2 separate regions of the Homo sapiens genome follow, and region 1 is linked to region 2. The links are chromatin contacts, found by Hi-C or POLR2A ChIA-PET in ENCODE. All regions are on one chromosome and are shown on one strand. Each heading gives the region's core, a stretch centred on a gene start or an enhancer-like site at or near the end of the contact. The rest is flanking DNA. Distances are from core to core; before and after follow the strand shown.

The links. Hi-C counts contacts between places; a loop is a spot of excess contacts on that map. ChIA-PET counts read pairs that join two places held with the same protein, here RNA polymerase II (POLR2A). Pooled maps may share reads with other maps.
Region 1: a pooled map shows a loop between it and region 2 (3-fold over the local background). The contact joins the promoter of IL2RB here to the promoter of TST in region 2. A Hi-C loop is called at or near these places in 2 of 50 pooled maps. POLR2A ChIA-PET finds 5 or more read pairs at or near these places in 4 of 52 experiments (H1, HepG2, activated CD4-positive, alpha-beta T cell and 1 more).

Annotation. Positions count from the first base shown.
Region 1 is chr22:37,148,152-37,151,277 of GRCh38, forward strand. It overlaps IL2RB (interleukin 2 receptor subunit beta), which reads right to left and starts at 1,765. Exons shown (of 10, transcript NM_000878.5): 1 at 1,674-1,765. RefSeq lists enhancers at 52-101, 1,805-1,827, 1,910-1,941, 2,024-2,135 and a promoter at 1,675-2,630.
Region 2 is chr22:37,018,155-37,020,952 of GRCh38, forward strand. It overlaps TST (thiosulfate sulfurtransferase), which reads right to left and starts at 1,293. Exons shown (of 3, transcript NM_003312.6): 1 at 1,246-1,293; 2 at 1-599. The coding sequence starts at 578. MPST (mercaptopyruvate sulfurtransferase) reads left to right here and starts at 1,588. Exons shown (of 3, transcript NM_021126.8): 1 at 1,588-1,718. The coding sequence starts at 1,683. RefSeq lists enhancers at 1-811, 840-1,341 and silencers at 815-874, 1,035-1,424, 1,455-1,574, 1,585-1,904.

The DNA.
Region 1 (3,126 bases), core at 515-3,014, 130 kb after region 2:
CCATCTGGAGTCTGCTTCCCGCCGCCTGGAGCTCAGAGGTGCAGCGATGCTCGGAGAGGGCAGAGTCCACGGGAGGATGGTGTGGGGGTGCCAGAGGGGCACAGAGCTGAGGGAGCGCCTGGCAGTCACTGAGGCTGCACCCTCATTCTGCAATGGGGAAGCTGTGCCTCAGGGAGGCCAAGGAACCCACTTAAGGTTGCACGGTGAGGAGAAGCCCAGCCTCGGGTGACAGCAAGTGGAGCCCAGGACCTCGAGTTTGAGCACCCCCTCCTGGGTCCTCAGGCACACCCACACGTGCCCTGTCGTTCATGACTCTGAAACTGGTCACACCCACGGATGCCTACGTCCCCACCACAGCCCTGCAAGGTGGGTCTTGCTGCCCCATTTGATCCATGCCAGAACTGAAGCCCGGAGCGGCTGACCCCAGCCATCTGATTTTCAGAGAGATGCTGCTGGGGACAGGGACTGGTGCCTGCTCTCTCTCTGCCTACACTGCCTGCCCTGAGCGCTCGGGGGTAGTTCAGCTTTTAGCCCTCCCTACAGCCCCATGAGGAGGCTCTAGTATGCCTCCTTTTTGCCAAATGAGGAGACTAAGAAACGGGTCAACCTCTCACCCAGGCGAGAAGGGCATAGAGCTGGGATTTGAACCTGGTCAGGTGCAGTTCGGGGCCCCTGCTGCCATCAGGGGTATATGGTGGCTGGGGCAGGGTGGTAAAGCAGGAGCTCGGGAGCCCATGGTTCATCCAACTTGACCTCTGAACTCAATGGGGCCTATGTCCCCTCGTCCTCTCTGGCCACCTCCACCTGCCACCCCCCTGCTCCCATACACAGTGCTTGTCTCTTGCTATTTAACTTCAGGGGCTTCTCCAGCTGGGTGCGGGACCCTGGCTGTGGGGGAAGGAAGGGGACCCTTGGGGATAGCTCAGCTCCTCACTCCACCTCCCTCCCCCGAGGTGCTACAAACACAGTTAAGAGTGGGAGGCTTCGGCCCCCAGGAGAGGAGAGAGCATGAGCTCCAGGCAGCCCCAAAGATAGGGTCCCATCCCCAATGTCCGGAGATGCTTCTGACCTGTCCAGTCATGCAGCCAAGGGAGGGACAAACCCAGACTCAAACCCAGGGCTCTGCCTCCAGCCTGGGGCTCCCAGAGGCCTCGCAGCAACTTCACTTCATAGATGGCTCTCCAAGGGGACCCTTCTGTCCCCACTTACTCCACAAGCCTCCTGATGAGCACGCAACACAGGGCTGCCTCCCCCGGTATATGGGCCCCACTCCACAGAGGTCAGGAGGGGGCTCCCGCCTGTCCCACCCCATATCCCGTACCCTCTCCGGGCACCCAGGCTATCCACCCATCCCTTCTCCACCTCTCCGGGTTGGGGGCCCAGCACACAGAGCCCAGGGAAGCCCCTCATCCCACAGCAGTCCCTAGCCTCCCCTGAATGGGTTGGGAAGGAGAGCTGACCTGGGACTGGGGACCGCTTTTTCCTCCAGCCAGGAGCCATGAGAGCTGGGCCCAACCCCTCCCTAGGGGAATTCTAAGACAAAGTTGGGGGATGGGAGTTCAGGCAGAAACTGCTGGGGGAACTGAGTCAGAGCTGAAAGTCTTCTCTGTGACTTTCACTCCCAGCCCTCTGGCTGGTCCACAGGGGCCGGGAGGGAGGCAGGGGGACATCACCTGGCTGAGACATGGGGCGGTGGCAGCGCGCGCTCTCCAGTCCTCCCCGGTGCTGGGACCGTGGCCATCTCTCCAGGGCCCTGCTGAGCTCTGGCTGCTGGGGCCGCAAAGACTAAAAGCCCAGAGCCAGCCCACTTCCTGTGCAGAGGATAGAGGGGCAAGGCCTGGGGTGGAGAGGCGGGGAGACGAGGCTTATGAGAAAGCCTGAAACTCCTCAAGCACCCAGGGCCAGATAAAGATCTGCCTCCTACGCTGGGGGCGGCACACACACACACACACACACACACACACACACACACACACACAGACACACATTGTCAAATAGGGGCCTAGCTGCACACAGGAGCCAAGGGAACGCAGGCCCTCCCTCTCTCCCCTCCTACATCACCCCCACGCCAACTCACACAGGCTACCCAACACCTCTGACGCCTCCATCCGGTCACACACATACCCACTAATACGTAGGCTTCACACAAGCAGGTCCCTCTAGGTGACCCCAGCGTCTCACCCTCCTCCCAGCCTGCAACACACCATCTTTCCGAGACTCCCATTTCACCCAGCCTTCCAGGAAGCCCCTTACTCCGTTTAGCATTCAGAGATGACTGTTTTTTTTAGTTTTTAATTTTGTGGGCATGTGGTAGGTGTCTATATTCATGAGGCACATGAGCTATTTTGATACAGGCATACAATGTATAATAATCACATCAGGGTAAATGGGGTATCCATCACCTCAAGTATTTATCCTTTCTTTGTGTTAAAATCCAAGTATACTCTTTTAGTTATTTTTAAATGTACAATAAATTATTGTTGACTAAAGTCACCCTGTTATGCTATCAAATACTAGATCTTATTCATTCGATCTAATTCTGTTTTCGTACCCAACAACAATCCCCACCCCTCCAACCCCCACTGCCCTTCCCATCTCCATCACTGCCCTTCCCATTTCCATGAATTCAATTGTTTTAATTTTTAGCTCCCACAAATAAGTGAGAACATGTGAGCTTTGTCTTTTTGTGCCTGGCCTGTTTCACTTAACATAATGACCTCCAGTTTCAAACATGTGGTTGCAAAGACAGGATCTCATTCTTTTTCATGGCTGAATAGTACTCCATTGCATATATGTACCACATTTTCTTTATTCATTCATCTGTTGATGGGCACTTAGGTTGCTTCCAAATCCTGGGTATTGTGAACAGTGCTGCAACAAATGTGGGAATGCAGATGTCTCTTCCATATACTGATTTCCTTTCTTCTGGGTATATACTCAGCAGTGGGATTGCTGGATCATATAGTAGTTCTATTTTTAGTGTTTTGAGGACTCTTCAAACTGTTCTTTATAGTGGTTGTACTAATTTACATTCCCACCAACAGTGTACGAGAGTTCCCTTTTCTCCCCACCCTCACCAGCATTCATTATTGCCTGCCTTTTGGATAAAAGTCATTTTAACTGAGG
Region 2 (2,798 bases), core at 43-2,542:
GGCTCGGTGCCCAGGAACCGCCCTTGAGACCTTGAATCCACCAGCTGGAACCTCTTAGATTCAAGGTTCTCCAGCACCTGCTCGTAGGTCTTGAGCAGGGAGCGGTCCAGTGTGGCTTTGAAGACGGCCGGTTCTGGGCGTGAGGGCTCGGATGTCACCGGGTGGCCCTCCTTCAGCCAGTTCCGGAAGCCACCATTGAGCACTGATACGGTGCGGTGGCCAAACACACGGAACATCCACCAGACCCGGGGAGCATAGAAGCTGCCCAGGTGTTCACCATCATACACCACCACGTGCGTGTGGTTGCTGATGCCCAGGCGGCCCACATACTCGGCGAAGCCAGCCTCGCTGGGCAGCATCATCTCGTAGGGCGACGCCGTGTCCCGGCACTCTTCTATGTCAAAGAAAGAGGCGCCGGGTACGTGGCGCTCGAGGTACTCCTTGCGGGCCTCTCGGGTGCCTGGTGAGTACCAGGACGCGTCCAGCACCCGCAGGCCGGGCCCCAGCTTGCCAGTCCTGATGGACTCCGCCAGCCACTTGGTGGAGACCAGCGCCCGGTAGAGCACCTGATGAACCATGGCTTCAGCTCTGCGTGTCACCTGGCACGGGTGGGAACCAGGAAAGAGAGACAGGCGTGAGGAAGGAAGTCGGTGTGTGCAGTAGGGTGAGGCCTGGGAGAAGCTCTTTCTCCCTCCGCACTCCCCCGGGTTCCTTGTTTACAGCAAGCCAGCGAGGCTGGGGCGTGCAGCGGGATAAGTTTGCAGATTCCCTCTGGAAAGCCGGCCCCGCCCCTCCCAGCCGGCCCGGGGGCCCAGCGCAGAAGCGGGTGGGGCAAGAGTTTCCGAGGACTCCAAGTAGGGGCGCTTCCTGGGGCGGGGATCTGGCTCCTAGAAGTTACAGTACTCGATCCCGCCAGGAAAGAGCAATGAAAGCATGCCCGGGATGGGGGGCGATGGCATCTTGGGCTTAGAATCCCCTTTCCTTCCAAGGCAGAGGGGGTGGGCGCACGGCTAGGAAGCTCCGCGAGCCGCGCACACGCCATCGCCTGCGGCCTCCCCAGGCAGCCCGAGCTCGCCCGCCTCCAGAGTGCCCGAGTCCGGCCCGTAGCTCGCTGCCCTCTGCCCTAGGTGGATCAGGGGTTCCCGGGGCACCCCGTCCCACTCTCGCAACGCTATCCTTCCCCGGGCAGCAGGTGGCCCGACCGGCGGCCCAGGCGCCCGGCCGCTGCCCCCGCCCCGCACTCACTCGCCCCGGACGCCGCGCTGGCGCTCGCCCCGGCCGGCTGGAGAAGTTGGCCGGTTCAAACCCCCGGCCGCAGCTCCCCAGGCGGCGCGCACCATCGCGCCACCGCCAGAGGGGGACCCTGCGCCGCCCGCCGCCATCCCGCGCCTCCCCCGCGCGGCCGCTTCGCGCCCGGCACCTGCCAACCTCGCGCGCGGGGCCTCCGGGACCCGCGGGGGTCTGAGGGGGACGCCGGGTGGCGCGGGGGCCGCGCGGGCCTGGGCTGGGCGGAGCGGGCGTACCCCCACGGCCCGGCCAGTGGAAGGCGCGGGCAGCAGCGGCTCCGAGTGGCCGCGGCGGTGGGCTGTGCCGGAGTCTCCTCCCTTTGGTCCGCTGCAGGTTGGTGGCGGGAGGAGGGGACAGCTGCGGGCGCGGGGAGGGGGCGCCGCGCCGCGGGGGCCATGGCGGAGCCAGGAAGCCGGGAGTCCGAGACCCGGGTAACTGCCGCGGCGTGGCGGCTTGCCTTTCTGGAGGGGGAGGGAGTGGCTCTTTGGGGGTGCTCGGCGCGGGGCTCCCGCGCGGGACCTGGGCGGAAGAGGGGGCTTAGTCTAGGAGAGAAGGCGCGCCGCTACGTTGGCACTAAGGGTGACTGTCCGCTTGGGGCGGCCTGCCGGGTGGGGTCGTGGCGAGTGGCGGGTGGGGAGCCTTGGGTGGAAGTGGGTGACCTGGTGGCACCAGAGAGGGCGGGGGAGAGAGAGGAGGACAGGGAGACGAGACCCCGCTGACCCAGAGGCCCCAGGAAGAGACACTAGCCAATAACTTGTTAGTGAGTGAAAGGAACTAACATTGTCCAGCCCTGCTTGGTGTGGCACTTTGCTGGGTACTCCCGTGGTGTGACTTAATTCCCACAATAACCCTGAGGAGTAGGCCAGAAACTTACTAAGACAGGAGAGAGCGGCAGAGCGAGTTGCTGGAGGACACACCCAGAGTTGAGGCCGGGCCTGATCCCTGGTCTGAAGCCCACGTGGTACCAGCTGCCTTTGTTTACCTGGCTCTTCCCTGAAGGTTCATGCTTTTTAAAAAATTGCCTGTTTTGAACTTAGCCCGTTTAATCATAAGTTGATGTAATTCAATTTTTAATAATAGCTGTATTTAACAACCAGTTGGCAAAATTCCTGAAAAGCTCGCCATGGGCTCTTGCAAACTGGGGGACACCATTGCCCCTCCCTAGCTTTTGCAGAGGCCAGCCTGGAAGCTTTCCCTGTTTCCCAACCCTGACCTTTTGTTTTGTTTTGTTTTTTGAGACAGGCTGTGGTTCTGTGGCCCAGACTGGAGTGCAGTGGCGCCATCTCAGCTCACTGCAACCTCCGCCTCCCAGGCTCAAGCGATCCTCCCACCTTAGCCTCCCAAGTAGGTGGGACCACAGGCATGTGCCACCATTCCCGGCTAATTTTTAAATTTTTGGTAGAGATGGGGTTTCACCATGTTGTCCAGGCTGGTCTTGAACTCCTGGGCTCAAGTGATCTGCCCATCTCAGCCTCCCAAAGTGCTGAGATTACAGGCATGAGCCACCATCC